Regions from separate parts of the Homo sapiens genome. Here region 1 is linked to region 2. Evidence: chromatin loops called from intact Hi-C (ENCODE). Cell type or tissue: GM12878. All regions are shown on one strand. Links, peaks and the distances in the headings refer to the core of each region. The heading gives the core; the rest is flanking DNA. Region 1 overlaps MACROD2 (mono-ADP ribosylhydrolase 2). Region 2 overlaps MACROD2 (mono-ADP ribosylhydrolase 2).

Region 1 (16,899 bases), core at 6,176-11,175, 120 kb after region 2:
AGAGCAGACCACATAGGAAGCTGGCACTTTTACTACCACCCAGCAGGCCTCCTCACTACTGGGTCAGTGGAAGCTAACTGGGGAGTAGTAACAAGACAATGTTTCCCCTCCCAGCCAAGGTGGCACTAGCTGAAGCCCAGCAGGGTCTGAAATCCCAACTCTTCTCAGCAGAAAGAAAACACCCCTGCCTCCCTGGAGTGTCAAAGGAAGCCGAAAGAGGAACTGGACCTTCACCCCTACAACATGGCAGTTGTAATGAGGCAGAATCCCCTTTCCCTGTGAGTGTGATACAGTTTCAGAGAAAGTCTGCTAAGTCAAGATTTTAAAAAGATCCAGAGTCTTATAACATACAGGGTATTATATAAAATCACTCATTATACCAAGAACCAGGAAAATCTCAACTTGAATTAGAATAGGCAATCAACAGACCCAACAAAGAGATGACACAGGTGTTAAAACTAAGATTTTAAAGGAACCATCATTTTTAAAAATGCTCCAATAAACAGTTATGTACATGCTTGAAACAAACAAACAGATAGAAAGTCTCAGCAAAGAAGAGAAGATGTAAAGAAGAACCAAATGAAAATTTTAGAACCAAAAAATACAATAACTGAAATAAAAAACTCAGTGGCTGGACTCAATAGCATAATGGAGAGGACAGAGGGAAGAATCAGTGAACTTGAAGACAGGACAATAGAAATTATTTAAAGTGGAAAACAAGGAGAAAATAGAAAATAGGCTAAACAAACGTCAAAAAAAATAGAGTTTCAGGGACCTGTGAAACTATTACAAAAGATCTAAAATCATATCACTGAAATCTCAGAAGAACAGAAAGAAAGTGGGGCTAAAATAGTATTCAAAGAAATAATGACTGCAAATTTCCCACATTTGGCCAATGATATAACCTATAGATTCAAAAAGTTTAGTGAACTTAACTGAATACAACAAAAAGGAATTCATGCTAAGACAAAATATAAACATCTGAAAACTAAAAACAAAGAAAAAATCTTGAATGCAGCAAAACAGAAATGAATCCTTATCTATATTGGAGAAAAACCATTTAAATTACAGTGGATTCCTCATCAGAAGTAATGGGGGCCAGAGGGGTCAGGTGATGTGGCTCACACCTGTAATCCCACCACTTTGGCAGGCCGAGGTGGGCAGATCACGAGGTCAGGAGTTTGAGACCATCCTGGCTAACACGGTGAAACCCCGTCTCTACTGAAAATACAAAAATTAGCCAGGCGTGGTGGCACACACCTGTAGTCCCAGCTACTCGGGAGGCTGAGTCAGGAGAGTCACTTGAACCTGGGAGGCAGAGGTTGCAGTAAGCTGAGATCATGCCACTGCACTGCAGCCTGGCCAACAGAGCAGAGACTCCATCTCTGAAAAAAAAAAAAAAAAAAAAACCAGAAACAAACAAACAAACAAAAGAAGTAATGGGGGCCAGAAAGAAGTGGCAAAATATGTTTCAAATGATAAAATTAAAACTCTGTCAAACCCAGAATCCTATATCCAGCAAACTTATCCTTCAGGAATGAAGGGGGAAATGAAGACATTCTCAGACAAAGGAAAACTAAAATAATTTGTCATGAGCAGACCAGACCTACCCTACAAGAATGGCTAAAGTTCTTGAAACAGAGAGGGTGTGATGAAGGAAATAATTTTGAGGCATCAGGAAACTAGAAAAAATAGCAGAAAAAGCAAAAATATGGGAGAATGGAAGAACTAATTGTGCTTCATACAATGAAATACTACTGACCAATGAAGAATAATGAACATTGATACATGTGACAACATAGATAATATGGGCCGGGCGCGGTGGCTCACGCCTGTAATCCCAGCACTTTGGGAGGCCGAGGCGGGTGGATCATGAGGTCAGGAGATCGAGGCCATCCTGGCTAACAAGGTGAAACCCCGTCTCTACTAAAAATACAAAAAATTAGCCGGGCGCGGTGGCGGGCGCCTGTAGTCCCAGCTACTCGGGAGGCTGAGGCAGGAGAATGGCGTGAACCCGGGAGGTGGAGCTTGCAGTGAGCCGAGATTGCGCCACTGCAGTCCGCAGTCCGGCCTGGGCGACAGAGCGAGACTCCGTCTCAAAAAAAAAAAAAAAAAAAAAAAAAACATAGATAATATGAAAGACTTCATGCTGAACAAAATAGACACAAAGAGTACATTGTGTATGGTTCCATTTACATTAAGAAAAGAAAAAAATAATTCATGGTGATAGAGGTCAGAGCAGTGCCTTTGAGAGGTAAAGATTCACTGGATTGGCCATGAGGGAAAATAGAACAATAAAAATTACTTAATATAAAATGCTTTCTGATGTGATGGAAATATTCTCCACATTGATTGATGTATGTACGTAATCAAAACTCCAGATGGTATATTTAAGATTTTTGCATTTTATTCTGTAAATTTTACTCAAATTCTTAAAACCAGAATGACTATATACTTTTTAAACAGAATAAGCAATAGCTCCATGTAAGTTCCAACCTATGATTTTCAAAGTAGAACATAAGTAATGGAAATTTTTGAGTGGTAATTTATTTCTCTATTCAGATGTAGGTTTCATTGCAAATTACTTATGGTACAGCAAATTTAGAATCCATATTTGCTTCTTGATTTTTTTTATATTTGGAAATGAACCAATATATTCAATAAAATATTTATACCTAAACCACGTAGTTTGAAAGTTTTTTTAAAAAAGAACCAAACATTTGATCTGTAGAAAATGAATTAAGTTTTACTTTTGCTTGTCATCACACACACACACACAAGGCAAAGGGGTACCTTCTCATTACAGTAATTTTCAGAGAGATGTTTGAAACAATAATTTATACCTGCTGGGGGACTGCTTCCTTGCAAATTGCTTTACTGCCCAACAAGCAGTAACACCAAGTTGACTCATTCCCTGTGGCAGGCTGTATTACCCAGAGATGCCCAAAACAATATGTCTCAGCTCATTTGCTTTTTGGCAATGTGGCCTTGCCACTCCTTTAACAAAAGCTGGAGTATAAATCCCTTCCCAATACTTAAAACCAATAAAATATCTTGAAGTGATTCTGTAAAATCAAATATATTGTTACTATAGCAAAAAATTAACAAGTTTCCATCCCAACACCAACAAAGAATTTGTGGCAGGGATTTAAATTCTCTACCTCTATCTATTTTCTCTTCTTTCTTTGAAGTAACAGAAACTTAGTATTTAGCTAAGTTGGCTGTTGCCAGACTTCCAACAGACCTGTATCTATTTTCTCTTCTTTCTTTGAAGTAACAGAAACTTAGTATTTAGCTAAGTTGGCTGTTGTCAGACTTCCAACAGAAGGTGATAAGCCTCACCGGTTTTGCCTTGATCTCTTGGAATATTTGCTGTATGGATGCTCCTTCTAGGAACTTGACTCATTCCTTAACATGGATTATAATTACTTCTGACCATATTATCCTAAAAAAAAAAATAGAAGCCCCTGAAGTGTGATTTAGTTTTTGGGTTTACTTGGACTCACACTTTAACAGTATGATCATCCTTCTTCCAAAGTTCACTGTTACTGATTCTGATGGCATTAATTTGACTGAGTCATGCCATAGTGTGTGTTGAAAATAGCAGACAAGCTATGGGAGTCTTCTGTCTAGATGTTTAAATTCCAGCTTTGCCACATACCATCTGGTGATCTTCGGTGATATTTTGAGACTTGCCTGTAAAATTATCACACTGAAACTTTATTCATAAGAATCCCTGAGATTATTTGAGATAACGATTAAAGTACAGTGTTTGACACAGGGTGTAAGTCCCCATTTGTGTCTATTATTATTAGACACACTTCCTCACATATATAGAACATTATTTTATCTGTAGAGTAATTAAAGGTTTACTTTCCTTCTCTACACTAGGGCTGTTCTATTCCCTACATGCAAATGATAGGGTGTTTGGCAACTCAATTGCTGGTGGTCCTTTAGTCATATTATTGGGGTGCGTGGAAGATTCTACATCATTATGCAGTGGAATCTTTTTCTTTCTTTAGCCTTAGGATAGTCACTCTAGTATAGAAATTCTCTGAGAAATGCTACCAGGAATTCCCATTAAAAAGCCTAACAAATGTTTTCCAACTAATGCATTATGTTCTGAATTTATAGGCACAATCTGAGCGAAAAAGGTCTTGGCAGTCATTTAATGGAATTATTACAAAGGCAAATTAATATGTAGATTATTGGACAGTATTCATTTCATCATACAGGAGCATTTTAAAATTAGTTTCAGAAAAAGGGCACTCCATAATAAACTTTTAATTTCAAGAGTTGCACAAGGTAAGGGCTGAAAATTATAATAGGCCAGGTACCATGTCATCTCTGATATACTACAACACTTCTTTATGAGCACATTACAATTCAGAGAGCTAATAATAAAAAGAAGTGATGCTGAGATGATGAATTGATGCTATGCAATTAGACCTATTAGAATTCACAAGCGTCGACAGGCAATAATCAAACCCTTTTCACGCTGCCCATTGCAATTATCTTTGCACTTAAGATATCAACAAAGCACATAATGACTTGCACTCGATTAAAGAATTCATGAGAAATGGAATTTTAATTAGCGTGTGGAAAATTTGGGCCATTTATTACTTTACAGGACAACAAATTGTGAAAACTAGTTGAGAAGTTAAAAACAAGTGATAGATGCTTGGCTGGTCATGGTGAGAAAATTGGACAATGGAAATTTCTAATAGTGACCCCCACCAAAAAATTATGATTAATAAAGTAAAACCTATTATTGGGGAAGGGAGTTATAAGTGCATCATTGATATCATGGTTGATTGATACACAGACATTAAATCCATTCCCAATTTTGACTTTCCCAAAGCACAATATTTTATACCATTCACACTCACATACACACAAACGTAGTCACTTATACACCACCTACATCAGAATCAATGAATATCTATTCATTACTATCTGTGTGTAAAAAATAAAGTATATAATCTTAGAAGAAGTGAGATTATTAATTTAACATAGGATTTTTAAAAGTTCAGTGAGTGGAGATTTTGCTTACTCAATTTGCAGATTTTTGTGTTATGAAAAACTGCTATGTAATGGCTGTGTGTTTTTAATGATGTTTATTCATGAAACATGTTTTATTGTAATGCACTTGACCTTGGACTAGAAGATTAAATTATCTTAGTTTAGTTCATTTCAGATATAAATAATAGCTTTTGGCAGTTAACACATAAGTTAATGGAAATTCATATTTATCCAAAGTTTCCTGGATATTGAGTAAAAGGTACCATGTTTATAAATAAAAAATGTAAAGTGCCAATTTACAATGCAGTCAATTTAATAACATATTTCTCATGCTCAATTTATCATCTGATGTGAATCTAAAGTACAAATAGTCAAGGAATTATCCACAATCACTGCTGCACTCTGTGACTAAATGAAAACAAAACAAAGACTGAATACAATGGCCCTTCCCACTCGGTTCATAAAACAACCAGGAAAAGAAATCAATATTTATGAAAATAAACCATTGATTCAATCCCCAAACAAAGCCAAATTGTACATGAACAATTCTGGAAGTTATCTGTCTCTTGTCTTGTCCGTCTCATTTACTTTGTTGTTAAAAATTATACTAATTTGCGATGTAAGATTTGAATGTCTAAAATGTGGAAAATATTTGAATAAAAATCTATCCAATGTGGCATCAGATATTTTAAAACTTTATGACAATTTGAAAAACCAAATGTGTGATTTCTACAACAAAAAATTAACAAGTTCCCATCCCAATATGAACAAAGAATTGTGGCAGGGATTGAAATTTTCTATATCTATTTTTTCTTCTTTCTTCAAAGTAACAGAAACTTAATATTTAGCTAAGTTCACTGTTGCCAGGAATAAAATGTTACATTTTTCAGTAGTCCATGCCAGTAGATGTGGTCATGTGACCAAGTGTCTCATAGAGCTTCTGGAAAAGCTAAAAACATCAAAATGATTTCATTTTGCTCTTCTGACTTTCCTTTTTCTTTCTGTCTACACTGACATACTCTAACCTGATGATGGCTGGAACTCCAGCAGCCATCTTGGGTCATGAGGTAGATAAAATATCATAATACCTTTCAAATTATAGGAAGTTTTACACAGTAATTTGCATAATTCTACCATGCACATATTTTCCCACTTGAGTTGTAGGAACCCAGCAAGATAGGTCATTAAACAGTTTGTTTCTTTCCTTTCTTTTATATGCTGCTTCTTCCTGGGTTAATGTGATTATTTTAAATCATTTTAAAAAATAGATGAACTTAAAAGTACAATTCCAACAAGGCATTTAGAGAAAAGAAATATTAATGTGTAAAAACCATGGGCTGAGTCAAGTATTGCAGATGAATACTAAATTTAGTGTTGAGCTTCCAGGCAGCTAAAGAAAGAAATACACGAAGTTGTCCAAAGAGACAATCTGCTCTTTTCTTAACCTGATAGTAAATTTAAGGACGTCTACCTCATTGAACTCTCATATAAGGGATATTGAATGACATAGTGGATATCTTAAGCAGTAGTTATGCAAATGGTGCAGAAACATTCTGCATATAGCCACCACACTGTCATCAAAGAACCAGAGGGTATATCATTATCTCTTGATTTGGAACAAGATTTCTCCATGTAGCTAAAATGATATGACTTCGGCATAGTCTACTTTTTATACGGTTCAATTTTAGAGCATCTAAAAGAATAAGTGGTTCGTCTGGTCCTTCAAATGTCTCTTCCAAATATCAGGCACCATGAGTGATCTTTGAGTGATATTCAGGTTCAGGTATCAGTTCCCTTATGACCACCAAAATAATACTGCCCTAGATCCAATAAATAGGTGCCCCTTCCGTGGGTCCTGTATTTTATACACATGCCAATTTACTTTGGTCACTGGGATTCAGTGTTCAGCTCTGGCAGAATGTGATGTATAATCCTAAACATCTGATCTCATCATTAACACTGTTCAGACCCCAGGGAGGTGCTTACATCTCTTTTCCTGTATCTCAGAATAAAAGGAGACTGCATTTGAATGTCACAAAGGGTTGTGGATTGTGCAAATGCAGACATCAGAGATGGACACCCTTTCAGAGTGGAGGGAGGACTTAGCAATAGAAGTGCTTAGGTAAGGGGAAAAATAATTAATTAACCTGTCAAATCCTTTCTCTAAAATACCTTAAGTGCAAAAGATTCTCAAATAATAAAGTGTTGTTTCCTAGGAGAAACAACTATCCATCTCAATTTCTTTCATGTAACAAACTGTGGTCTTGGGCAGTATTCATGAATTAGAGTTGAATGTGTGACAGTTGCACGTATTGGCTAAGTCACCTATTGCAATAATAAGCAATTTGTATCATTGTCTCATGTACTTGTTGGCTTAATGTATAACTACTAAATGTTTATCCATATGGCATTAGGTGTCCATTTGTACTCTTGTCCTGGGTCCTGCGAATGTTAGAGGAGACATGGCCAAAATAGTTAAAACTTATGTGTCAAATTAAAAGTGTATTCATCTGCTTGGTATGTTAGATATCTGGGGAGGGGGGCACTCATCATTTGGCTTATTTTACAGGTGAGGAAACTGAGATCTGTAGAGAAGCTCTGTGTCAAAGAACCCAGTTTCCTTCTAGACAACCTAAGAGACTTTCCACTAACCCATGTTTCATCTCACCATAATTAACTTTTGCTTTATGTCCGAGATGCAGGGAGTTTGAGTACTTCTAAATTAAAGCTACCCAAATTATGGTTTGCAGATCAGCAGCAGCAGCAGCACCTGGGAGGTGGTTGGGAATTCGAAATCTTGGGGCCCCACCCTAAACCTGCTAAATCAGTCTCTGGGAGTAGCATTGGAAATCTGTGTTTAATGAGCTTCCTAGTGAATTATTTATGTACTCCCAGTTGATAATTTGCTTCTAACCCCTTGTTACTCAAAGTGTGGTCCATGGTCTAGCAACAGGGGCATCTCCTGAGAGCTTGTTACAAATGCAGAATCTCAGGCCCACTGAATCAGAATCTGCATGTTAAAAAGATGTATAGAGGATCTGTATAAACATTAAAGTTTGAGAAGGGCTGCTCTGATTGTATCTGTAACTTAAACAAATACCAGTTAGATTACCTATAGTGAAATCTCATAGATTTAGTCTCTGAACTACAAATCGGGATCATGCCTTGTGCCATTTTATAACTTTCTAGCACACGGAGTTTAAATAAACTGTAATGATTGCTAGCAAATAGCACAACCTGGGATCCTAGTGATCCCCTTACGTAGTTAATATGGTTTCACTTAGTTTCATCATTTTAAGTCTACTCAGAGAGTGGCACATGTTGCTTAGCCATTTAGAAATTTAAACATGATACAACCATACTGGTAAATGAGTCTTTTAAAGCCTCTGCAGCTACTAACAGTGATTTGATCTTTTCTCACCTTTACCCCACCAAAAATGAGGTAATTGGGTGACAGGGTCAAACATTGCAAAGAAAACCAGATTGAAAAAATAAGAGTATGGCAATTTAATCCAAAGGAAGGTGACTGAATATATAGTCATCAAAGTAGCATGTGAAGTTTCAGTATTTAAATCAGTCACCAGTGAATTCCCAGAGGGTGGGGGAGACTATCTGAAACCTCAAGTTTTTTACTCCAGTTTTTTTCTTCTTCAACTTATGACCCAGTATGCTGATGAAACAAGGCCTTAGCTGAAACTACGAAGGCCGCATTTCAGAGGTTAAGATAAATTTGGAGGCAGGTTCTTGAAAGAAGATAATTTTTCTCCTCTTATTTTTAACGGTTATTTACTCTAATAAATGTTTAAGTGTTTAGACTTGAAAATAACTACAATCTGAGTTGGTATCATTATGAATGACATCTTCAGAACTGAACTTTTCAACTTGACTTCTGCCTCATTATTGAATAGTAGGTGCTGTATGCTCTTTATATTCCTGTCCCCTGATGCTAATGATAGTAATGACCAAATGCTTAGAGGATGCCCAAAGGGTTGTGGCTACTTTTTGTTTCTGTTAAGTGCTGTAACAACTTATTTGGTCCTCATTTTGACAAAACACAGAAACAGAGGTAAAATAATTTAACAAACTTTAAAACAGCATGAACAAACTGGAAAATATTTCCATAAGCAAATATGACAAATGAATAATGTATTTAATCCATAAAAAGCTCATGTACGCCAATAGAAAATATCTATTTCCCCAATAGATACTTGAAAAAATGTTAATTATAATTTTAGTAACAATTATAACAAAGTCATTTAACGGCTCTTTACCACTGCCAGGAATTGTGCTAAGTATTATGCTTATAATATCTCATTTAATTCTTACTACTCTGTGAAGTCTTCATTATTATCGTCATTTTGCAAATGAAAGAATGGAAATTCAAAGAGGTTAAATAAGTCACCTGGAGTCACACATACATACATTTACACAGTGTTTTTGTTGTTGTTGTTTGTTTTTTGTTTTTTTGAGACAGGATCTTTTTCTGTTGCCTAGGCTGGAGTGCATTGGTGCGATCACAGCTCACTGCAGCTTCGACCTCCCAGGCTCAGAGTGATCCTCCCACCTCAGTCCCCCAAGTAGCTGGGACTATAGGCATGCACAACCATGCCTGGCTAACTTTTTTAACTTTTTGTAGACATGAGGTCTCTATATTGGCCGGGTTGGACTCAAGTAATCCTCTCACCTCAGCCTCCCAAAGTGCTAGGATTGCAGGCATCAGCCACTGCACTTGGCCTACAGTGCAGATTAATGTTACATCTGTCCAGTTGCCACTATCTAAAAGGATGTAGATCACGTACAAAAAAAAAAAAAAAAAGAAGTCCAGATGCTAATTCACATTTGAAAAAAAATGCTCAATGAAGCCACTATTCAATGACATTAAATTTAAAACAACTATTAGAAAAGACTGAACAATCTATGAAACTCGAACCCAGTCAGGAGGCCATGAGATAAGCACACATAAGCACTGGTGGAGTCACATGTCAAGAGCCTTTGATATGCTTCTAGTTCCCAGCAGATTGCTACACTCTACGGAGTCTCTTCTATGGAAATAACTTTGTAAATGTAAATTGTGGGGTTCATAAAAATTGCCCTCACAGGATTCTATACAAAAGAGAAATTGGGAAAAAATAAACTGCCAACCACAAGGGAGCAGTGAAATGAATTATAGTCCATTAACCCAAAGGAATATTATACCATTATTAAATAATAATTATGAGAAAGTTTACACAGGATAATACTAATGATATAGTATTTTATTGAAAACATGAAGACGCTCAGTTGTATATCCAGTGATCTCTAGTATACAAATGTAAATAAATAGGTATAAAAAATAATAAAAATGCCAAGTGTCAAATGTAAGCAATAATTATCTCTGAGCAGTAAATTTATGACGAATTTTTGCTTTTTATTATGCCTTCTAATAAACATATTCACTTAGAACTGACGCGTTGGCAATGCTTATAATTAGAAAATTAAGAACTACCTTAACTTTTAAAAATTGGAAACTTCTGGCCAGGCACAGTGGCTCACACCTTGTAATCCCAGCACTTAAGGAGGCTGAGAGGCTGGGTGCGTTGGCTCATGCCTGTAATTCAAACACTCTGGGAGGCTGAGGCGGGTGGATCACGAGGTCAGGAGTTCGAGACCTGTCTGGCCAACATAGTGAAACCCCGTCTCTACTGAAAATACAGAAATTAGCCGGTGTGGTGGTACACGCCTGTAGTCTCAGCTACTCAGGAGGCTGAAGCAGGAGAATCGCTTGAACCTGGGAGGTGGAGTTTACAGTAAGCTGAGACTGAACCATTGCACTCCAGCCTGGGTGACAGAGCAAGACTCCGTCTCAAAAAAAAAAAAAAAAAAAGGAGGCCAGGCCAAGGCAGGAAAATTGCTTGAGTCCAGGAGTTCAAGACCAGGCTGGGCAACATGGCAAAAACCCGTCTCTACAAAAAATATAAAAATTAGCCAGATGTGATGGTGTGCACCTCTAGTCCCAGCTACTCAGGAGGGTGAGATGGGAGGATTACTTGAGCCCAGAAGGCAGAGGCTGCAATAAGCCATGATCATGCCACTGCACTCCAGCCTGGGCAATAGAGAAAGACCCTGTCTCAAAAATAAAGTAAAATAAAATAAAGATTGGAAACTTCTCAAAATAATCACAGAAAAAGTAAATATCAAAAAACTAATTTGGGGGACTTAGGGAAATTAAAAAGAATAATCACTTAAAAAAAGTGATAAGCATTAAATCTAAACTCTGTAAAATTTGGCTGTAGGCCAGAGATTCAATTGTCTAGTGGGTAGTCTTATTCCTGTTCCCCTAAATTAAGAAAGGCTTATATGTCTCGATACAACTAAAATACAATACTTTAAAAATATTTTAAACATTTCATTGTTGCCTAATGGTAACACACAATAATGAGATATAATCTGTTTAAAACGCTAAGAATATCATTCAATGTTTAAAAATCTATAAAACTATGAAAACACATATATATATATACTATTTTAATTATTAGCAATATTTACTAGTATTCTCTTTTTGTGTAAAATATAGAAAAGTAAATTTTCTCCTTTGGGATGTCATTTTTATGATGAACATTGAAACCAAACTTTGAGCAAAAAGCCCTTCATGGTTAACTGACAAACTAAATGAAGAAAAGATTAAAGGTACCTTAAAAAAGAGTCACTCATATATGGGGAACAGGGAAACTCACCAGGGCATGAAAAGGAGAACCAAACCAGACATGAAGAGGACCTTATAAGGACCTTATAAGAGTGAGCAAAATACTCACCTGCATAAACTGGCTCTATGCGACCTTCCTGAGTGTTGAGTTTCCAAAAAATGTGCTCTTTGGATACCTGAGGCCCAAAGGGCTCCAATTTTTAAAGGTTTTTTATGTAGTCTTTCCAAAATGTGGCAAGTGCATCCCTGGTAAGGCCTGAGCCTGTCATCTGCTTCTCGATAGTGGCATATCTGGTATGGATAAGACTCAGGCACTTCAAGGCAGAAGGGAGGGGTAGAGAAATATTATGGGGTGGCTGAAGTGGGTACTTCCTGATTTCAAGTACATATTGTACCTTCTTCACAGTTTTCCCTCTGCTCAGTCCTGGCCAACAATGAAACATAATTTAAAAACCACTGTCAAAAACATATCCAAAACCTGGAACAGGTGAAAGTGTTTTTGCAGAGTAGTGTTTGGCTTGGCTTACTACTGATTGGACTACTTTACAACTCTTAGAATGCAGACGTTAACCCATAGATTTTTGTCCAGTAGAGATGTAAATTATTTCTTTTCAATGGAAGGTATAATCCCAAGGATTATGGTTTATGGTCCTCTAAGACATTCACCAATTTTGTATCTAAGCCAGAAATCTTATTCTAACATCTCGGGTAAAATTGCCATATATCTTAGCTCCTCAAATGCTCCTTAAGACTGATTTTAACATCTTACTAGTTTCCTTATTAATTAATGAATTAAATAATGCATTTGTTGTATGTTCTTGTTATATTTGTATGTTATATTTTTAGTTTTTTTGAAATCAATTCTTTTTTTTTTCATTTTTTAATCTTCAACTTCTATTTTAAGTTCAGGGGTACACATGCAGGATATGCAGGTTTGTTACATAGGTAAACATGTGCGATGATGGTTTTGCTGCACAGATCATCCAATCACCTAATCACCTAGCTATTAAACTCGGCATCCATTAGCTATTCCTCCTGATGCTCTCCCTTTCCCTGCTCCACTCTTAAGGGCCCCAGTGTGTGTCGTTCCCCCGTGTGTCCATGTGTTTTCATTATTCAGCTCCCACTTATAAGTGAGAACATGCAGTGTTTGGTTTTCTGTTCTTGCATTAGTTTGTTGAAGATAACAGTTTCCAGCTCCATCTATATCCCTGCAACAGACAAGATCTCGTTCCTTTTTATGGCTGTGTCATATTCCATGGTGTATATGTACCACATTTTCTTTATCCAGTCTATCATTGATGGCCATTTGGGTTGATTCCATATCTTTGCTGTTGTGAATAGTGATGCAATGAACATATGCATGCATGCATCTTTATAATAGAATAATTTACATTCCTTTGGGTATATATCCAGTAATGGGTTTGCTCGGCCAAATGGTATTTCTGCATCTAATCTTTAAAGGATCGCCACACTGTCTTCCACAATGGTTGAACTAATTTATACTCCGACCAACAGTGTAACAGCGTTCCTTTTTCTCTGCAACCTTACCAACATCTGTTGTTTTTTGACTTTTTAACAATGACCATTCTGACTGGCATCAGATGGTATCTCACTGTGGTTTTGATTTGCATTTTTCTAATGACCAGTCATGTTGAACTTTTTTTTCATGTTTGTTGGCTGCAAGTATGTCTTCTTTTGAGAGGTGTCTGTTCATGTCCTTTGCCCACTTTTTAATGGAGTTGTTTTATTTCCTGTAAATTTGTTTAAGTTTCTTATAGAATCTGGATATTAGAACTTTGTCATATGGATAAATTGCAAAAATTTTCGTCCATTCTGCAGGTTGTCTGTTCACTCTGATCATAGTTTCTTTTGCTGTGCAGAAGCTCTTTAGTTTACTTAGACCCCATTTGTCAATTTTTGCTTTTGCTGAAATTGCTTCTGGTGTTTTTGCCACAAAATCTTTGCCTATGCCTATGTCCTGAATGGTATCACCTAGGTTTTCTTCTAGGGATTTCACAGTTTTGGGTTTTACATTTAAGTCTTTAATCAATATTGAGTTAATTTTTGTATAAGATGTAAAGAAGGGGTCCACTTTAAATTTTCTGCATATGGCTAGCCAGTTCTCCCAGCACCACTTATTAAATAGGGAATCCTTTCCCCATTGCTTAGAAAACGATTCTTTAATACCACAAAAGTTAAAACTGAAAGACTTCTTACAAAATAATTTGCCTATACTCTTAAAAATTTCAAGATTATGAAAGAAAAAAGGATTAGGAACCACGAGGCTGGAAGAACATGACAGCTAAATGCAAACAGTAACTCTGGAGTGGATCCTGGACTAGAAAAGTGTTTTTCTTCCTTCCACTGTAACAGAAATTAGTGAAAAAAATAAGGAATACTAAGATCTAAAGGTTAGATAATAGCATTTAATCAATGTTAATTTCATGGTACTGTCATTATGTAATATAATTGTTTTTAAGAAATATTCTCTAAAATATTTAAGGGTAAAGAGCACCAACTCTGCAAGTTACCTCAAATAATTCAGGAGTTAATAATATATACATATTATTGATGTTATGGAATGATTAAAAAACATGGTAAAGATAGATTTCACTGAGAAATCAGTGAAGGGTGTACTAGAATTGTTTGCGTTATTTTTACAACCCTTCTGTAAGTCTAGAAGTTTTCAAAGTAGAAGATTAAAAATAATGCTACACAAATAAGAATCAGTTAAAGCATGCATGAAATCATGTAATCAAGGTCATCCATAACAACACTAATAAACTCTGATTTAACACTGTATGGTTGATACAATTCTTTTCCTTCCCTTTATTATCTAGCTTTACCTGACTGATTTCTGGAAGAAGCTTTTTTTTTTTTTTTTTTTTTTTTTGAGACAGAGTGTCGCTCTGTCACCCAGGCTGAAGTTCAGTGGCTCAATCTCAGCTCACTGTAACCTCTGCCTCCTGGGTTCAAGCAATTCTCCTGCCTCAGCCTCCCAAGTAGCAGGGATTACAGGCACCCACCATCATGCCTGGCTAATTTTTGTATATTTGGTAGAGACAGGGTTTCACTATGTTTGCCAGGCTGGTCTTGAACTCCTGACCTCAGGTGATCTGCCTGCCTTGGCCTCCCAAAGTGCTGGGATTACAGGTGTGAGCCACCACACCTGGCCTACCTGATTTCTTTTAAACTTTCACAGTATAAACAATTTTCTCCCCCAATTGAAGCATGGAAAGATTCAGCAACCATCATCTCATTACTAATCTGGTGATTCTGCCAATACCTGATGCTGCTTTTTACTATAGACACCAGGTTGGAGATTTTCTCACCCGCTCCTTTGTACATAACCACCAAGAGAGGGCTGTGAGAGTAGGAGAATGAAGGAGTGACAGCGGGGCTGGGGAAATGAGAGGATGAGGGTGGGAGCCAGCGTGCAAGACGGCAGGCTATTTATTCATCATTCATCTCCCATTTCTTTCTTTCTTTCCTTGAGTCAGGGTTTTGTTCTGTCACTCAGGCTGGCTAGAGTGCAGTGATAGGGCTCACTGCAGTCTCAAACTTCTAGGCTCAAGAGTTCCTCCGACCTCAGCCTCTCAAGTAGCTGGGACTACAGGTGTGTGCCACTACACTTGGCTAAGTTTTTTATTTTTATATTTGTAGGCATGGGGTCTTGCTATGTTGCCCAGGCTAGTCTCAAACTCCTGGCCTCACGTCATCCTCCCACCTCAGCCTTCCAAGCATCTCCCAGTTCTATCAACTGTATGTTAGCTACCATTCTTTTCTCTGAAGTCTGTCTTGATACTATACTACAGTTCAAGCAGAAAGAGCTATTTGGGAAGAAGCAACTATGGCTCTTTCTGCCAAGTTAATTTGATATAGATTTTGGAAGAACTTCTTTTAAAGTAATACTCTAATACATATTTCTATAGACTCAGAAAACTTATAAGAAAACAAGATAAAGAAAGAAGTAAAGAAAAAGAATAAAGGAGAGAGAAGAGAAAGAAGATGGGAGGTAACTACACAAACATGCAGACCTAGAGCCTGCTGATGACCAGTGGACGTATTCTCATGCACAACCGAAAACTCAGATTTGCTTCTTCAATGACACCAACTTTCAACCAGGCCACCAGGACAGCACAAAGCTGACAGCTCTGTCTCTGTTAATAAAGACTCAGAAATAGCTTAGCAGTGTGTTTTGACACCAAAAATTCACTGCGGAGTTAGAGATCAGTTTGTTAGGAACATTGCAAACTATAAAAATCTAAAAGGTTTTTAAATATTAATAGCACTTGAATGGTTTTCTCCCAGATGGCCACAAAGCTGACTATAGTTCTCTCCTAGAACCCTCTGCTGTTTATCCTCTAAATGTCCCCAATATAAAACAGTTTTAATCTTTGTTGCTGCTGTAAAACTTGATCTACTGTGGAACAACATAATTAAGTGTCAGTGTCTGGATGTATGGAGTGAGATACAGACAGAGTAATCCAGGATGTATGTCACTAATAATTTAGTTTATGGCTAAGTGATAATGGGATCCCTGAGTATTAGCAGGATGCCTGGCACTGGAGGCTTCTTAGCTTGAAGCCCAGGTGTGTGGACATATGAGGTGGCAGAGGTGGTGCTGGTAGGAGCACGTTTGCCTCACTTTTTGCCTATGTCTTCTAGTTCATTTGCCTGTTAAAGGTCTACATCACTCTCACAGTACAATTTTAATGTAAATCCAACTAGAAAGGAACAACAGTTTGATTTGAAAGATTTGATGTTCCGTTGTACTTGTTCTTGTGAAAATTATGAAAAGGTTGTGAATTAAAATGTAATTGACAGAGAGCTACTATCTTGATGTTATGGCTTGCTGGCAGTGTTGGAAAGCCAACCCAGAAGGTGATCCAAGTTACATGTACAAACAATGAGAGTTATGAACAGAAAGGAAGAGGCGGAGAGGAAGGAGTGAAGACAGAGGAGACGGAAAAGGGGAAGAATGAGAAAGGTGGGAAGGAAAGGGAAGAGAGGATTAATATTTTCTGGGATCAATTCCCAAATAAACTAATATATATGGAGAGAGAGAGAGTTTTAGATAGATAGATAGATAGATAGATAGATAGATAGATAGATAGATAGATACATAGTTAATAGAGGGCACATATAGTTATATAATTTATTTAACTATATAAAGTTGTATATATGTATTA
Region 2 (16,899 bases), core at 5,693-10,692:
TCATCACTTTTGCAATTAAGAAAACATACTTTCTTTTTTATATACTTGTTCTCTAGAAGCACATATGAGGAGTCCAAGATGAAGCAGCAAATCAAACAGTTTGGACCTGAAGGTGATGGATATAAAAATGTCACAGGGGACATCAAGAACCTAACTACGATTACTAAGAGGAAACGGGGAAGATATTAAATGCCTGGGAAAAAGTTTACTAATATCTAAGTCATTAAGCAGCTCTTGTATGACTGGTACAAACCCTGCAACCATCTTCCAAAACATCCAAAACTTTGGGAAGGCCACCATATGTCATGCTAATGGAACCCCTGTTCCCTTGGTACCTGCACTAGCTCTGATTAATGGAAGACATGCCACGAATGATACAAGTGATTACACTGCATAAGTTAGGATGCAGACAGGCCATAGCTTGATTAGATTCTGGAACAAACACCTCCTCTCTCCTGGGGCACTGCTGTCCACAGCACAGTAGTCATCTGTTAAACAGTGGCATATTTCACCATGGAGGTTACCAAGCACTAGCTTAAAATTTAACACCTGCCTTCCCAGAGCTGTCTGAAAACCTAGACCATCATCTCAAATATAAAGGAGAACAATGGCATATGAGAAGGCAAACTTTAAAATAAAAAGGAAGGATTTAACATGATGGGGAGCCTCAAATGTTACAAGCTGTGAACAAACACAGATGTGTTTCAAGCTTTAGCTGGGACAAGGTTTTGTAATTTTAATTTTGTAAATATTCTTAACTAAAAATCCATTTCCTTGTACCTCAAAAGGTCATAGACTTTGGCCAAATGTTCAGATTTGCAAGGTACAAATAATGAACCCTGGCAAAAGAAGGAAGTAAATACATTCCTAGCTATCCAGAGCTATTGACAACAAGGACCAATGGGGTGAAAGATTGTATGTTATCATACTTTTACATCTTTAAACTTCTATTGTCAGGTGGTGAGGATACAGTTAGCATTCTACCCTGTCTACCCTGACTACCCTGTCTCTGCTACTACCTCAGAAGAGCCAAAATTTTTATCAGTAAGTCCAAAGATGAACACTTTGTCCACCTGTGGAAGGAGGCCTTATGAATGCCCTTTTACATAGGAGCAGAAGGAATTCTTTAAAAACAGTTTTAATACTCTTTGCAAGAAAGGTCAAGTTATGCAAACTTGTAAATATTTAATCCTGATTTTCAGAGTGTAATAAGACTTACCTATATTGCCTTCATATTTGGCCTGCCAGGGATTTAGCTAATAGGTTCTTTAATTGTGCTAAAGACCAACACCACCTTTTCTACTTCCCTTGTGGTTGATGACTTTGACAGTGGGATTTATTTAAAAATTCTAAGGACAAAAAAGACCTCCTTCGAAGGCCACCAGTCTCTATTTAGGTGTTTTTAATGCCCTGATTAAGGTCAGCTAATGTGATGACACAGGTTAGAGGCTAAGGAGAACGTTACTTCAATTTCAAGCATTTGCTATCTGGGCCATCAGTTAAACAAGGGAATCTGAGGGCTTAATTGCAGGGTCTATGCCATCAAAGAGTTGACAATGTTTTTGGCAAATCATGATACATATAGAGAAAGCTCATACAAAACAGGCGTTAGCTGCTGATATATATAAACAAGAAGAGCATTAGGAGTCCCCAGCAAAATTACTGAATTGGGGTGTTGTATACGGGTTTCAGAGAGGAGATAAGATGTAAACTTCTTCTTGAGGATAGGGATGAGCATGTATACAATCAAAGACTGAGCTGAAGGGGAAGAATTCAGGTTATACCTAAATCTTTGGCTATAGGTTTCATGAGATGTCAGAGTATGTGAAAATTGTACTTGCCTGAAGCAGTAAAAAATTGAACCCTTTTTAAATTGAGAGAGAGAAAGAGAGAATAACTATCTCTCAAGACATATTTCTGTTTTATAGCACATTGCTTGATGTTACTTTAGAGGAATTAAACCAAACTAAAATTAAAAAAAAATGGGGCAAGTATTTCCTGGAGCATTGGTACAATTCATTGTAGAGATCTTGTTCCTTGTCACATTGAACAGAAGAAGCACAAGCATGAGCATCACAGAAAACAAAAAAAAAAGTTCTGCAATCCTATTCATGTATTATTTAAAATAAAGTCAAGGGGATGAACTGGAAAGGGCCTCCAACTTGGCTACATGAGGTCTACATGGCATTCCCTGCTCTACCTGTTCAAGTGTAGCCTGGGGTGAGGGTAAAGGAGGGAGTGTGATGGCATTAGACACTGGGGATACAACTTAGGGACATAGGCAGTGACCTAGATGAGAGTATAAACTAGAGTCATAAAAGTTTCCAGTGGAGAAGAAAGGAAAAATAATAAAAATACACAAGAAGTAGAATCAACCAGATTTACTGAATCAATTAGACAGAATGCAAGATGATGGAGGGGTGTGGGAAAAGAAAAGCTAAGGGGGACAACTAACAGGTTTATGGCTTGGGTCAGAGGCTAAATGGTTCATCATTCACCAAGATAAGAAATATTTGCAAAGAAATAGCAATTGATGGGGACAAAATTAATTCCATTTTAGACCACTGGTTTGAGAGTCCTTATGGGGTTTTTTTCTCTATTAATTTTTAAAAATCCTTACAAAAATGAAGCCTTCATGGAAAGGAAAATCAAATATATCTGAAAAGTTTCTGACCATTTTTACATTGACAGATAAAGAATATTATATGTACTCTTTTGTAAAAGTTGAATATCATATGTTTTTATTTTTCTTTAAGCATTATAGACTTTACTTGTAAGAGTGGAATGGCATTGCAAGCCAATGGTCCTGTCAAATGCATCTGTCAGTGATGGCAGGATGGTGAAGAATAACAATTCCCAGCTGCCAAAAAATTTGGCTGTTTGTCAAGAAGAAATAAAGGGGGCAATCTGCCAATTACTGCCCCCTCGTGCTCAATAACTGGCAAAGGCAAATTAAGCAATATATCACTGCAGAATGGCAGAATGTCAACATCAACATACAGCATTATTCTACCTAAAAACTGAACCCCAAGCTCTTATTTCATAGTTGAGGTCATTAGAGACCATGGAACAACTTAGCCACAACCACAGGGCTCACTGACAGAGAGGCAGGACCAGAATTCAGATCTGACTTTCCAGACAAAATTCCTTCCTTGATACCACATTTCATTTCTTATAAATATGGATTCCAAATATGGATTCATGGATTCATGGATTCCAAGGTCACATTTCTAATAGGCAGACTTTTTTCATGCTTCTATTATAAAAAGAGAATTCACAACAAAAGAGGAAAAAGGAAGATCCCTGAAGTCTCATACAACTGTGAAACCAATCCACCACTAAATAGAAGACAAATTCAGGGAGAATGTCATTCATACTCTCTACAAATATGTATAAAACCACAGGAAGAAATCATTCATAAAACCTAAATTACTTTGACCAAAAATACTCACTCCTTTCCATAAGTGAATAATTACCTCAGGCTAAATAGTTGAGCGGGGGAGAGTACGAATTTTGGTTTTCATCCATTCTTTCACTTAACTACCTTGGCACAAAGACATTTCAATAAAGAACTAGGGTTTCCCTTAAAGTTTGTCTGGTTCTGATTAATTTTGTCTTATTTTGAGGCTCACATTTTCAGGGTCAGCACAAATGATTTTTTATTATTTGTGGCTCCATTTTTGTGAATCACTACTCAGTCCATTACAGAGGAGCATAGTGAGTGCATGGTAAATATCCCCGTCCCACCCAGGCATTCTCTACAATATACTCAAGGTAATTCCTATCAGACCATTGGTATATAAAATTAAACTCATTTGCCATCTTTCATTGAGTTGAATCCACTGGCATTTTTTTTGTATGTTTAAAAACATATTTCTGAAGCTCCATGAACCACAAAACCATTTGAGGAATAATGAAGCTGAGACACTAACAATTAGAATAAATTTCAACCCCTTAAGTTTAAAGACTGTGTGTAGTGGCCGGGTGCAGTGGCTCATGCCTGTAATCCCAGCACTTTGGGAGGCCGAGGCGGGCAGATCACAAGGTCAAGAGATTGAGACCATCCTGGCCAACATGGTGAATACCTGTCTCTACTAAAAATACAATAATTAGCTGGGCATGGTGGCATGTGCCTGTAGTCCCAGATACTTGGGAGGCTGAGGTAGGAGAATTACTTGAACCCAGGAGGCAGAGGTTGCAGTGAGTCGAGATCATGCAACTGCACTCCAGCCTGGGCAACAGAGTGAGACTCTGTCTCAAAAAAACAACAACAACAAAAAATGGATATCTTTTAATATCACCACACACATACATTATACATGCAAATGGATTCACTTGTTCTCTTGCAGGGCAAAAAATAATGTTTTCTCACTATCTTTGCAAAAATTAATGTATATGACAAACACTTTCCAATCTATAACTAATAGAATCAAGGAGGACACCTAATTAGCAATTAGTCTGATTAACATTCCTTGGAGATTAATTTGTTTTACCAGATGGCCTTCATAAAAATAATTCTTAGAGGATTTGTTTTAAAAATCAGCTAAGCTAATTACAAGATGTAGGAATAGAGAAATTTTAACAATCATCCCAAGCATAAATTAATGTGTTTAAGTTGGAAGTCTTCAAGATATGACTGGGAAGTGGAAATGGCAAAAGGGAGTTTATGGGCCTGCTCAGTGAAGCTACTGAGCTAAGGACTAGAAATAGTTTGTTGAGAGGGCAAAATGAAAACACAAAGACCTAGTCAGATAGAAGCTAAAGGTGAGCAAGCTGTGAAAGAAGGGTAAATGCAAGTTAGACATTGGGAAACTAAATGGGACCAAAGTCAAGGGAAGTTCCAAAACACAAAAGAAAAAAAGAACAAGCAGGAACAGAGTCCAGAAAGAATTCTGCTCACTGTCTGCCTGGCAGCCCTATCAACTGACTTTGCCATAAGGCCACAACGAGTGGCCTGTCATCAGGATGGCATGCATTTTGAAACAACTTTGCAGAAGCTGCCAGGGATTCTCACTTACCCACAAAGAAGAGAGTTCATATTTATTAAGTGCTTATCACAAACTGAACAAGAAGCTTCATACAAGTACGATACCTCAAGAGTTGTTTTTTTCCTCACCCAAATCTTTTTCTTCTTCCTGAAACACAGTCTACATGTCTCAGCCTCTGCTGTGGCTAGGCAGGGCAATGACACTGAGTTACCATCAGTGGAGTTTGAAAAGAAGTGATGTATTCCATTATCCAGTACCATCTCATAACAACTTTCCATAAGAGATCTACCATGTCTTTCTCTGCTTGCTGGTTGATAGAAGAATACTACAGGGACCTAAGGAGTAAGTGCCTGATGACCATAGATAATGTTTCCCTACTCAGGAATACCCACAATGGACTGCTGCATTAGAAAGAAACACTAGCAATTGAAGCTAGTATTACTTACCCTTCATTAATGCACCTGTTTATCTTATTTAATCCCTACAACAATTTGTTGTGGTGATATTTATATCTTAACTTATCAAATGGATAAAATGAATGAATGAGGAATTTGAACCCAGGTCTGTCAGACTCTAAGAATCTATTTCCTCTCACCAAGTAGTCTGGTAAACAGAAGCTGAAGTAAAGAAGACATGTATTGTGTTTACTTTTGTATCAATTCAGATAAATTCAAGAACATGAATTAACCATTTTGAGTGAAGGATTCAATGGCGTTTAGTATACTCAAAATGTGTGCAACTATGTGAACATCTATCTAGTTCCAAAACATTTTTGTCACCCCAAAGGGAATTCCTTACTCAATAAGTAATAATTTCATTAGCTATTTCCCCCTCCTCTAAACCCCTGACAATGTTTTTTGTTTTGTTTTGTTTTTTTTGAGATGGAGTCTTGCCCTGTTGCCAGGCTGGAGTGCAGTGGCAAAATCTTGGCTCACCGCAACCTCCACCTCTTGGGTTCAAGCGATTCTCCTGCCTCAGCTTCCTGATTAGCTGGGATTACAGGCATGAGTCACCACGCTCAGCAATTTATTTTTAGTAGAGATGGGGTTTCACCATGTTGGCCAGGCTGGTCTCGAACTCCTGACCTGAGGTGATCCGCCCACCTCGGTCTCCCAAAGTGCTGGGATTACAGCCCCCTGGCAATGAAAAAACTAATTTCTATAACTATGGATTTACCAATTCTAGATATTTCATATAATTGAGATTATACAATATGGGACCTATTGTGTCTGGCTTCATTCACTTAGCATAACTTTTTTGAGGTTCACCCACAGTATAGCATGTTCAGTATTTCATTCCTTTTTATGGCTAAAAAATATTCCATTGTATACCACAATTAATTTCTCCATTCATGCATTTCCACAGTTTGGCTATTGTGCGTAGTGCTTCAATGCACATGTATTGATTGAGTTCCTGTTGTTCACTCTTTGGGGTATTTACCTAGAAGTGAAAATTCTAGGGGATGATGTAATTCTATATTTAGCCTTTTAAGGAACTGCCAAACTGTTTCCTACGGAGGCTGTACCATTTTACATTCCCATTAGCATTGCATAAAGGTTCCAGTTTCTCCACATCTTCACCAACACTTGCTATTTTCAGATTTTGGATTAATGCTATTCTAGTAGGTGACTTTCTCATTTCTGCAAAAAAGGACAATTGGAATTGTGAGAGGGATTTCATAGAATCTATACATAGCATTGGGTATTTTTGCCATCTTAACAATTTTAAGTCTTCTAATTCATAAGCATTAGATGCCTTCCATTTATTTATAGCTTCTTGAATTACTTTCAGCAATGTTTTATTGTTTTAAGTGTACAATTCATTTATTATTTAAATTTATTCCTGCATATATTATTCCTTTGCTCTTATTCTAAAGAAAAGTATATTCTTAATTTTCTTTTCAGTTTGTTAATTACTGGTATATAGAAGCAACTGATTTGTGTGTATTGATGTTGTGCCCTGCAACTTTGCTGACTTTGTTTACTAACACTAGCAGTTTTCTCTTTTTGTGGATTTTTGGAATTTTTAATATAGAGAATCATGTTATCTGCCATTAGAAATAGTTTTACTTCTTCCTTTCCAATTTTAATGCTCCTTATTTTTTCTTGCCTACATCCTCTGTCTGGAACTTTTAGTACAATGTTGAACAGCAATATTGAAAGCAAACATCCTTGTCTTGTTCTTAATTTTAAAGAGAAAGGTTTCAGTCTTTCACCATTGACCATGGTATTAATCATCAGGTTTTCATAAATGTCCTTTAACATGTTGAGAAAGTTTCTCCCATTTCTAGTTTTTGAGTATTTTTCTCATGAAAGGTTTTGGATTGTGTCAAATTCTTTTTCTGCACTGGTTAAGATAATTATTTTTTCCTTTGTTCTATTAATATGGTGTATTACATTGATTGCTGTTATCTTATTGAATGACTCTGGCATTTCTGTGATAAATCCCATTTAGTTATAATGTATAATCCTTTTAATATGCTATTAAATTGAGTTTGCTAGTATTTCTTGAGGATTTCTTCATCTATAATCATAAGGGATTTTGGTCCATAATTTTCTTATTTCTAGTGATGTCTTTGTCTGGCTTTGGTATCAGGATAAGCTGGCCACATAGAATGAGTTAGAACATGTTCCCTCTTCCATTTTTTGGAAAAGTTTGAGAAGGATTGCTGTTAATTGCTTAAATGTTGAGTAGATTCACCAGTAAAACCATCTGGTCTTAGGCTTTTCTTTGTTGGGAAGTGTTTAATTACTGATATAATTTCTTGTTATATAAATCTGTTCAAATTTTGTTTCTTCATGAGTCAGTTTTGCTACCTTGTATGCTTCTAGAGAATTGTCAATTTCATCCATGTTTTGTAATTTGTTAGCATACAATAGTTCAAATATTCTCTTATGATCTTTTCGTGGTAGAAGGTCTATAGAAATGTCACCACTTTCATTTCTGATTTTAGTTAAGTGCAACTTCTATTTTTTTCTGATTTCAGTTAAGTGCAACTTCTGTTTTCTTCTGATTTCAATTAAGTGCAACTTCTGTTTTTTTCTTCGTCTTGCTAAAGATTTGACAATTTTGTTGATCTTTTCAAGGATCTAACTTTTAGTTTTATTAACTATATCTCTGATGGCTAATTTTATGTATCAGCTTGACTGGTCCCAGACATTTGGCCAAACATCATTCTGGGTGTTTTTGTAACAGTGTCTCTGGATGAGATTAACATTTGAATTAGTAGACTGAGTAATGCAGACTGTCCTTCCTCCCTAATGTGCTTGGGCTTCAACCAGTTAACTGAAAACCTCAACAGTACAAAAAAAACTAAATAAAAAGAAACCCTTCTGCTTGACTACCTTTAGCTGAAACATTGCTATTTTTCTGCCTTTAGACTCAAACTGAAACACTGGTTGTTTTTGAGTCTGAAGCCTGCCAGACTCAAAAAGCCATTGGACTGGAACTTATATTCTCAACTTTTTTGGTTCTCCAGATCTTGGATCTTTTCAGCCTCCATTATCAAGTGAACCAATTCTTTATAATAAATATCTTGATAGAGATAGATAGACAGATAGATAGATAGATAGATAGATAGATAGATAGATAGATAGATTAGATGGATGGACAGAGATATAGATATCTTCTTAGCTCTGTTTCACTGGAGAACACTAATACTAATGTTTCTTCTTGAGTCAGTTTTGCTACATTGTATGTTTCTAGAGACTTGTCAATTTTATCTCTGTTCTGTAATAGTTCGAATATTCTCTTATGATATTTTTGTTGTAGGTCTATAGAAATATCACCATTTTCGTTTAGTCAGGGGAATTAGTCAAGGTCCTCCAGGTTTACTCTGATGTTTTTCTATCCTCTATTTCATTTATCTCTGCTCTAATAATTATTATTTCCTTTTTTAATACAAGCCTTGGGCTTAGTTTGCTTATTGTTTTCTACTTTCTTAAAGTGCAAAATTGGATTATTGATTTGAGATCTTTATTTTTAATGTTGGCATTTACAGCTATAAGTCACCCTCTGAGCACTGCTTTTTCTGCATCCTGTAAGTTTGTGTATGTGTGTTTTTATTTTCATTCATGTTTAGGAATTTTGCAATTTACCAGAGTGATTTCTTCTTTGGTTTATTGGTATTAAAGAGTGTGTTATTTAATTTTATTTTTCACATATTTGTGGACTTTCCAGTATTTTTTGTTGTTGTTGTTATTGGTTTCTAACTTCATGTCATTGTGGTCAGAGAAGATCACTTACATGATTTCAGTCTTTTCAAATTAATTGAAAATTGTTTTTGTGGCCTACCGTATGGTCTATTCTGGAAACAGGCCCAGAAGAAATTGAGAAGAATGTGTATTCAGCTGTTGTGGAATGGAGTGTTCAAAATCTCTGTCAGGTCTAGTTGGTGTATGGTGCTATTCAAGTTCTCTATGTCCTTCTTGGTCTCCATTTCAGTGTTCTATCCATTACTGAAAGTGGGATATTTAAATCTCTAATAGTTACTGTAGAACTATCTATTTCTCCCTTGAAGTCCATCAGTGTTTGCTTCATATCTTTTGGCTCTGTTGTTTGTTGCCTATATGTTTATAAATGCTATGGCTTCTTAAAGAATAGACTCTTTTATTAATATTTAATGTCCTTCTTTCTCTCTTTTAATAGCTTTTGACTAAAAGATCATTTTGCCTGATATTAGTAGAGCCACCCTGGCTTTCTTTTGGTTACTACTTGCATGGAATATCTTTATCCATATTTTTGCTTTGAACCCACATTTATCTTTAGATCTAAAGTAATCTCTGGAATCGTGTTTTTATCTGTCTGACCATTTCTGCCTTTGGGAAAATTTTATCCATGAGCATTTAAAATAATTACTGATAAGGAAGTTCTTAATTCTGTCATTTTGCTATTTGTTTTCTGTATATGTTATACTTTTTTTGTTCCTTATTTCCTTCATTATTGCTTTCTTTTGGGGTTAACTGACTTTTTTTTTTTTTAGTGTGCCATTATTACTTCTTCCTTATTTCTTTTTGTGTGTTTTTTAAAGATATTTTCTCAGTGGTTACTGTGGGAATTATAATTAGCATCCTAAATTTACAGTAATCTATTTTGAATTGATATCAATTTAGCTTCAATAGATAAAAAGAGTGTCCAAATGCAGCTTTTGCCTGCTTTATGTTGTTATTGTTACAAATTACATCTTTATGCACTGTGAGGCAATTAACCATATATTTATACTTTTTGTGCATTTGCCTTTTAAATCATATAAGAAATCAAAAGAGGAGTTATTAACCAAAGATAAAATAATACTGGCTTTTACATTTACCTATGCATTTACCTTCACCAGAGTTCATTATTTCTACATATGACTTCAACTTACTGTCATTTTAGCCTGAATAATTCTGTTTAACATTTCCTATAGGGCAGGTCTACTATTAACTTCCTCAGATTTTGTCCATCTGTAAATGTCTTAATTTCTCCATTTTTGAGGGATAATTTTGTCAGATATAGAATTCTTGGTTGATTGTTGTTGTTTCTGTCTTTTCATTTGAGTACTTTAAATATATCATTTTGCTCTCTCTGGCTTCCATGGAATGAGAAATCTGCTTTTAATCTTGTTGAGCATCTCTTGGACACAAGTCACTGCTCCCTTGTTGCTTTTCAGAGTTTCTTTGTTTCTAGTGTTTAACAGTTTGGTTATAATGTGTCTCACCGTGAGTCTCTTTGTGTCGATCCTTCTCGGGATTCATTGAGCTTCTTATATGTGTGGATTTTTACATCTTACCAAATATGGAGAGCTTTGGCCATTATTTCTTTGGCTATTCTTTTGCCTCTTTTTCTCTCTCCTATTTTTCTGTAATTCCAATCATGCACATGATAATATGCTTTAGGTGTATATACAAGTCAGTGTATTACATATACATACATATTACAGGTTTTTTAGGCTCTGTTCACTTTTCTTCATTCTTATTTCTCTCTGATTTTCAAATGAGATCATTTTAATTGACCCACTTCCAGTTTGCTGATTCTTTCTTCTACCTACTTGAATCTTTTATTGAAATCATCTGGTGAAATTAGCTCTGTGTTAGGGCACTCCTTGATTGCTTAGCCATGCTATTTAAAATTCTGTCTTAACCTTCACTTCCTGCTTGCATTGGCCTAGCAATCAGCATGAGTTGATAGCTCAAGGTCTTCTCATGTCATTTCTAACAGGTGTCCTGCACTGGGTGTGCATGTGGTTTTTAATCTCTCCAGTATATACAGACACTTTTGAATGATTTAGTTTCCCAGATAAACTATCTTTCCAGTTTTTCCTCCCAGGATTTCAGTTCTTCATTATTTGCCTCAACTACAACCTTTTGCCCCAGGTGGCTGGAGGTTGTTCATTGACCCTATAATATTTTCAAGAAATACCCACTGCTTTTTCACCCTGAATGAGTTCAAGTTTAGGCAAAATAAAGACAAACAACTTGCATCAGTCCCTCAGGCAAGCCCCAAGATTTGTTTGAATAGATAAAGTCTTGCTTTCTCCCTACAAAATCAGGGACACGGTCTCACACTGGGAACATGGGCTTCAAAAATTCTACCAAGCCGGGTAGGGGAGTATAGAAAGGGTATGTAAAAGTACCTTGAAGTTTTTATATCATTTTTTAACAATTATTTTATTTTAAGTAAAGATGGTGTCTTGCCATGTTGCCCAGGTTGATCTCAAACTGCTGACCTTAAGCAATTTTCCCACCTTGGCCTCCCAAAGTGCCGAGATTACAGGCATGAGCCACTGTGCCTGTCCGCTCATTTTTAAAGTTGCCTTTTTTTTTTCTTTTTCGATTAAGCATTCACTTGGTTGCTGTAAACATTTGACTGTTTTCCAGCGTGCTGACAAAGTTGATTCTGACAGCTTTTACTTGATTTCTTGGTTTCCAAAAGCAACAGGCCCTTGAAACTACTTTTTCCACCATTTTTGCTGACATCACTCACCATGTAAATTTCAACAGGACACTGGGTAAAACTTACTGGTCCTAATGATATTTTACCTTTTAATGATATTTTACCTTTGTCCTAGATATTCATTATTTCCATGAAGAGCTACCCATTATTACCAACTTAACTAATGCATCACAAATATCATCTCATTAGACCCACAAAATAAGTGGGATGAGTGAAAAAATAATAACACAATTATGGGACAGATTTTCAGAAGAGTTTTAGTCATGAAATAAAAAATATTTTTGAAAATTGATATTTTAAAATGTATTAGTCTGCTCATATGCGTTTTTGGTTGGAAAAATGCCACATTCAGGAATTTGAGCTTTAGAGTATCCAACATACACATAGACATTCATTTATCTCTTTCAAAGCCTCCCCATCCACTACACCCAGTGGAAGAGGTGGTGGTAGGCAGAAGTATAGTGAGCAACAACACACACCTTATTCCTTGACTTGTTCATTAAGAGAAATGAGAAGAAAACCCCCAGAGAAGGTGAGAGCACTAGGAGGGATTCCACAAAACAGAAGAGAAACATTCCACACATTACTCCAGTAAGAAATCAACTTCAGTTATTGCATGTCATTTTTTTTTTTTTTTTTTTTTTGAGACGGAGTCTCGCTCTGTCGCCCAGGCTGGAGTGCAGTGGTGTGATCTTGGCTCACTGCAAGATCCGTCTCCCAGGATCATGCCATTCTCCTGCCTCAGCCTCCCGAGTAGCTGGGACTACAGGCGCCCGCCACCATGCCTGGCTAATTTTTTTGTAGTTTTAGTAGAGACAGGATTTCATCGTGTTAGCCAGGATGGTCTCGATCTCCTGACCTCGTGATCCACCCGCCTCGGCCTCCCAAAGTGCTGGGATTACAGGTGTGAGCCACCGCACACGGCCGCATATCATTTTTTAAAAGGCAAAATTTCTCCATTTTTTCAGTGAAAACTTTTGAAATTTATGCTTTTCAGAAAATCAGGTTTTGACTGATATATTAAGGAGAAAATGATAAAAGCAGATTACAAAATTTTTTCTGATCTTAACTGAGAATATTTAAAAGTTTTATACACAAATTTCACCATATATGCAAACATATAAATATATAAATGTGTATAAATACAAACATGCATATATGCAAATATTTATACTAAAGGCATAGATAGATGAATACATGTACTAGAGAAAATCAGTAAATTAATATCTTGAATAAATCATTTTTTATTATATATGTATGTGTGTCTGTATATTCAAGTCAGTGTATCACATATACATACATATACACACACATATATACACACACATATAATGGAATACAGATACTGGTAGAAAATTTAAATAGTAGATGTATATATACCATGAACAATAAGTTTCCTTCCTAAAACACCTCCAAGTCAAATAACTATCTTCCTGATAGGCAACTGCTGTTCCTACTTTCTTGTCTATCCTTACAGCTATGTTTTTATATAAACATAAGCATAAATGAAAAAATACATACACAACATACATTTCCTTTAATTTATGTAAACAGAAGCATACTATATACACGGTTCTGTATATTTCTTTAAACAATTCTATTATAGGACACTTCCAACATACACAAACGTAGAAAAAGCATACATAGTACTAAACCATTCTGTGCCTATCACAAAGCTTCAACAATCATCAAATCATCTGATCTATGAACTTACCAGCTTCTCCCCAAGCCCTTAAAACACTGGGTTATTTTGAAGCAAATCCCAGTCATCGTATTATTTTATCTACAAATATGTCTGATTATATCCCTAAAAAAGGACTTTAAAAATCAAAGCCAAATAGCACCATCACATCTTAACAAATTAACACCAATTTCTACATGTCAAATATCCAGTGTTCAATCTTCTCAAAAGTGTGAGTGTGCATATGTGTTTTTAAGACCATATGAAAGTATGTATATAGGATAAATTCCTACAAGTAGTTTTAATAAATAGTTCAAAGAATAGTTCAAAGATAGTCTCTCTAGTCTGACACTTTTCCTTTAACGTTGTTACATTTTCTATGATGCATGTTTTTCATTTATATGTAGTCACTTTATCTCTCTTTAATTTTTTTTGTTTATTTAGATTATTTGATGATATTCTCTTTGGCTACTAAAATATTACTTTCCAAAACAATTTTTTTTTAAAATTTCACTTTGGTTTTGTTTTCAACTTTTATTTTAGATTCAGGGGATACATGTACAGGTTTGCTGCCTGAGTATATTGCATGACGCTGAGGTTTGAGAAACAAATGATCCAATCACCAGGTACTGAGCACAGTACCCAACAGTTAGTTTTTCAACTCCTGTCCCCCTTTCCCTCCCCACTCTAGTAGTCCCCAGTGTCGATTGTGTCATCTTTATGTTTGTGAGTACTCGATATTTAGCTCCCACTTATATGTGAGAACATGCAGTATTTGGTTTTCTGTAACTGAGTTAATACGCTTAGGATAATCACCTCCAGCTCCATCCATGTTGCTGCAAGAGACATGATTTTGTTCTCCTTTGTGGCTCCATAGTATTCTATGGTATATACGTACCACGTTTTCTTTATCCAATCCACCACTGATGGGCACCTAGGTTGATTTTATGTCTTTACTTTTGTGAATAGTGCTGTTATGAACATGCGAGTGCATGTGTCATTTTGGCAGAACTAGTTGTTTTCTTTCGGATATATATCCAGTAATGGAATTGCTGGGTCAAATGGTAGCTCTGCAAAACATATTTGAATACCAGCATGCAATTCTACCAAATGAGAGATAGTAATTTACTTAACTATTTTCCTGTTATTATCTGCAAAGGGGTTTTTGTTATTGTTGTTTTGTTTTGTTTTTGCTTATGTTTTTGCTATCAAACATTACTATTCTCTGCACGTTCTTAAAAATTATGCCTTTTTTTTCATCATTAATACTACAGGTTAACCATTACTGCATAGTTTTTATCATGGATCCTAAAATATGCATAAGAAAACAATTTAAAATATAGATTTTATTTACCACCTGGATTTCTTACAATTTTCTTCTAAGTCTTTACCTACTTTACCTACTTTACTAAGTCTTTACCTATTCTATTATCCCCTTTCTGCTCTGAAAATATATTTTTCTCTTTGGTTTATTGGGCAGTAAAACATATGGAAAGTGAAACAATGCCGACCACTATTTATTGGTCATTCTTTATTAAAAGATTCTAATATTTCCCCTGAATGTCTTTGATCACATAAACTACATATGGGTTCCTTTGGGATATAGTGCAAACGGGCTAGCCATAGTTGATCTTCCTGTTTGGATGAAATTTCCTTTCTGTTATCTGAGTGCGATGTAAAAGGAAAGTCACTCACCAAGCCCCTTCTCTGCTTGACTGGATTTCACCTTTCCCTTATCTGAGGACTTCTCTGTTTCTGCAAGATCTTGGAATCACTGAGGATCTAACTCAATTTGTCTAACACAATTTTGTCCTTCAAGTTCATGCATGTGTGTGGCAATATGTATTTTCTCAATCCTCACTTCCTGAATGCTGATTAACACTTCCTTAAATTGTTGTTGAAGATTCTTTTTTCTTTTCTGAGTTGCATCATTCTCTTTTTTACTATAGTCATGCCTTCCAGTGAACCATTTTATTTAGATATCAGATATACACTTAGCCATGATTGGCAGCTCTCAGGGAAATGGAATTTGTTTGGGTTGGAGTGAAACCAAATGAGTAGACTTTTGGAGCTTCAAGCAAATCTAATTTGTTGAAAGAAAGCTGACCAGACGCATGAAATCTACACCCCAGAGCAAGGCATTTTAGGCTTTCAACATTGGGCCCCAATTCTACTTCCAGGCTCGTCAGTTGCCATTCTTACCTTTCTACCTGGTAGGGGAAGTAGACCAAAGCATAGTAAAAGAAAAATAAAATAAAATAATTTAAAAAGTTACTCTTTCCCAGGCTTTCTGCCAGGCACCTTATAAATATTCCCATTGAATCTGTACAACAACCCTGAGAAATGAGTATTATCTTCATTTTACAGATGAGATAATACAGGGTTAGAAAGACTAAATAAATTAATCTGGCCATACTATGCTAGTAAAACACAGACATTAAATGGAAACCTGCATTAGTCTTGATTCTGATTCTACACTCTACCTAACTATCCTTACTGCTTTGAGTAGTCTCCAAATGGCATTAGCTTAAGCCACATTGGACTCTAAACCTTTGTCTGAATACACTATACTTTTATATACCTCTAAGTACATACTTAAAATCTTTATTCGCTTCTTATTCTGAGGAACTCCTCTTGTTCTTCAATACCTAGCAAAAATATCACTTTCTCTTTGAAGCCTTCTCTTATTTTTGCAGACAGAATAAATCGTTCTTTTCTCCATGGTCCCGTAATACTCTATATAGAATATTATAATATTTTATTTGTCTCATGTCTGTTTCCTCCTAAGGCAGAGATATTCTGTCTTGTTATTGTATTCCACTCTATAGCTTAGTTCTTGATACCAAGCAAATATATAATAAGTATTTTTTAAATCAAGTCACCAATTCATTAAGAAGTAAATCAAATAATAAAGTAATTAGTGCTTGCTGGCACTAAAAGAAGACAAGGCAAATTGCCAGATCTGTAGATGCTTCAGAAGCACAAATTAGAGGAAGAAATTTCTCCTACTCAGCAACACAAGGTGCTAGGTGCCAATTAGGGTGATGCCAGCATTAGTTTGGTAATCATCAGCTATCAGTGCCCTCCCTAATTAAGTCCTGCCTTTCCCCCTGCTAGAGGGAAGAGAGAATGAAGAGAGGACCTGGAGGAAAAGATAATGGCCACCCCCTTTTCCTTGGAGATGTATAACTTGACAAAATCAATGAAGCAAATTCTAGAAATTCTGCATTGCTTTTGATTTCACATTTAATCTATAAGATTTTTCTCAACTGGTTGTTGAACACATGAGTTTGTATGAAA

What was found. Hi-C counts contacts between places; a loop is a spot of excess contacts. Peaks named below come from ENCODE experiments on the same cell type or tissue, not always from the same donor. Only the 100,000 strongest peaks of a DNase experiment are listed, where the experiment ranks them.
Region 1: it touches region 2 in a loop (3-fold over the local background); 1 of 110 quality-filtered maps calls a loop at or near these places.

What each region holds. Positions count from the first base shown.
Region 1 is chr20:15,191,947-15,208,845 of GRCh38, reverse strand. The region is part of intron 5 of MACROD2 (mono-ADP ribosylhydrolase 2); the gene reads right to left. Among named protein-coding and RNA genes, the nearest start is that of MACROD2-AS1, 270 kb to the right of the region's middle. In GM12878, for the core only: no CTCF peak of the experiment used is centred there; a DNase peak (open chromatin) is centred at 8,615.
Region 2 is chr20:15,309,170-15,326,068 of GRCh38, reverse strand. All of the region lies in intron 6 of MACROD2 (mono-ADP ribosylhydrolase 2), which reads right to left. Among named protein-coding and RNA genes, the nearest start is that of MACROD2-AS1, 390 kb to the right of the region's middle. In GM12878, for the core only: no CTCF peak of the experiment used is centred there; DNase peaks (open chromatin) are centred at 7,206 and 8,308; H3K4me3 peaks cover 772 bases; H3K27ac peaks cover 3,359 bases.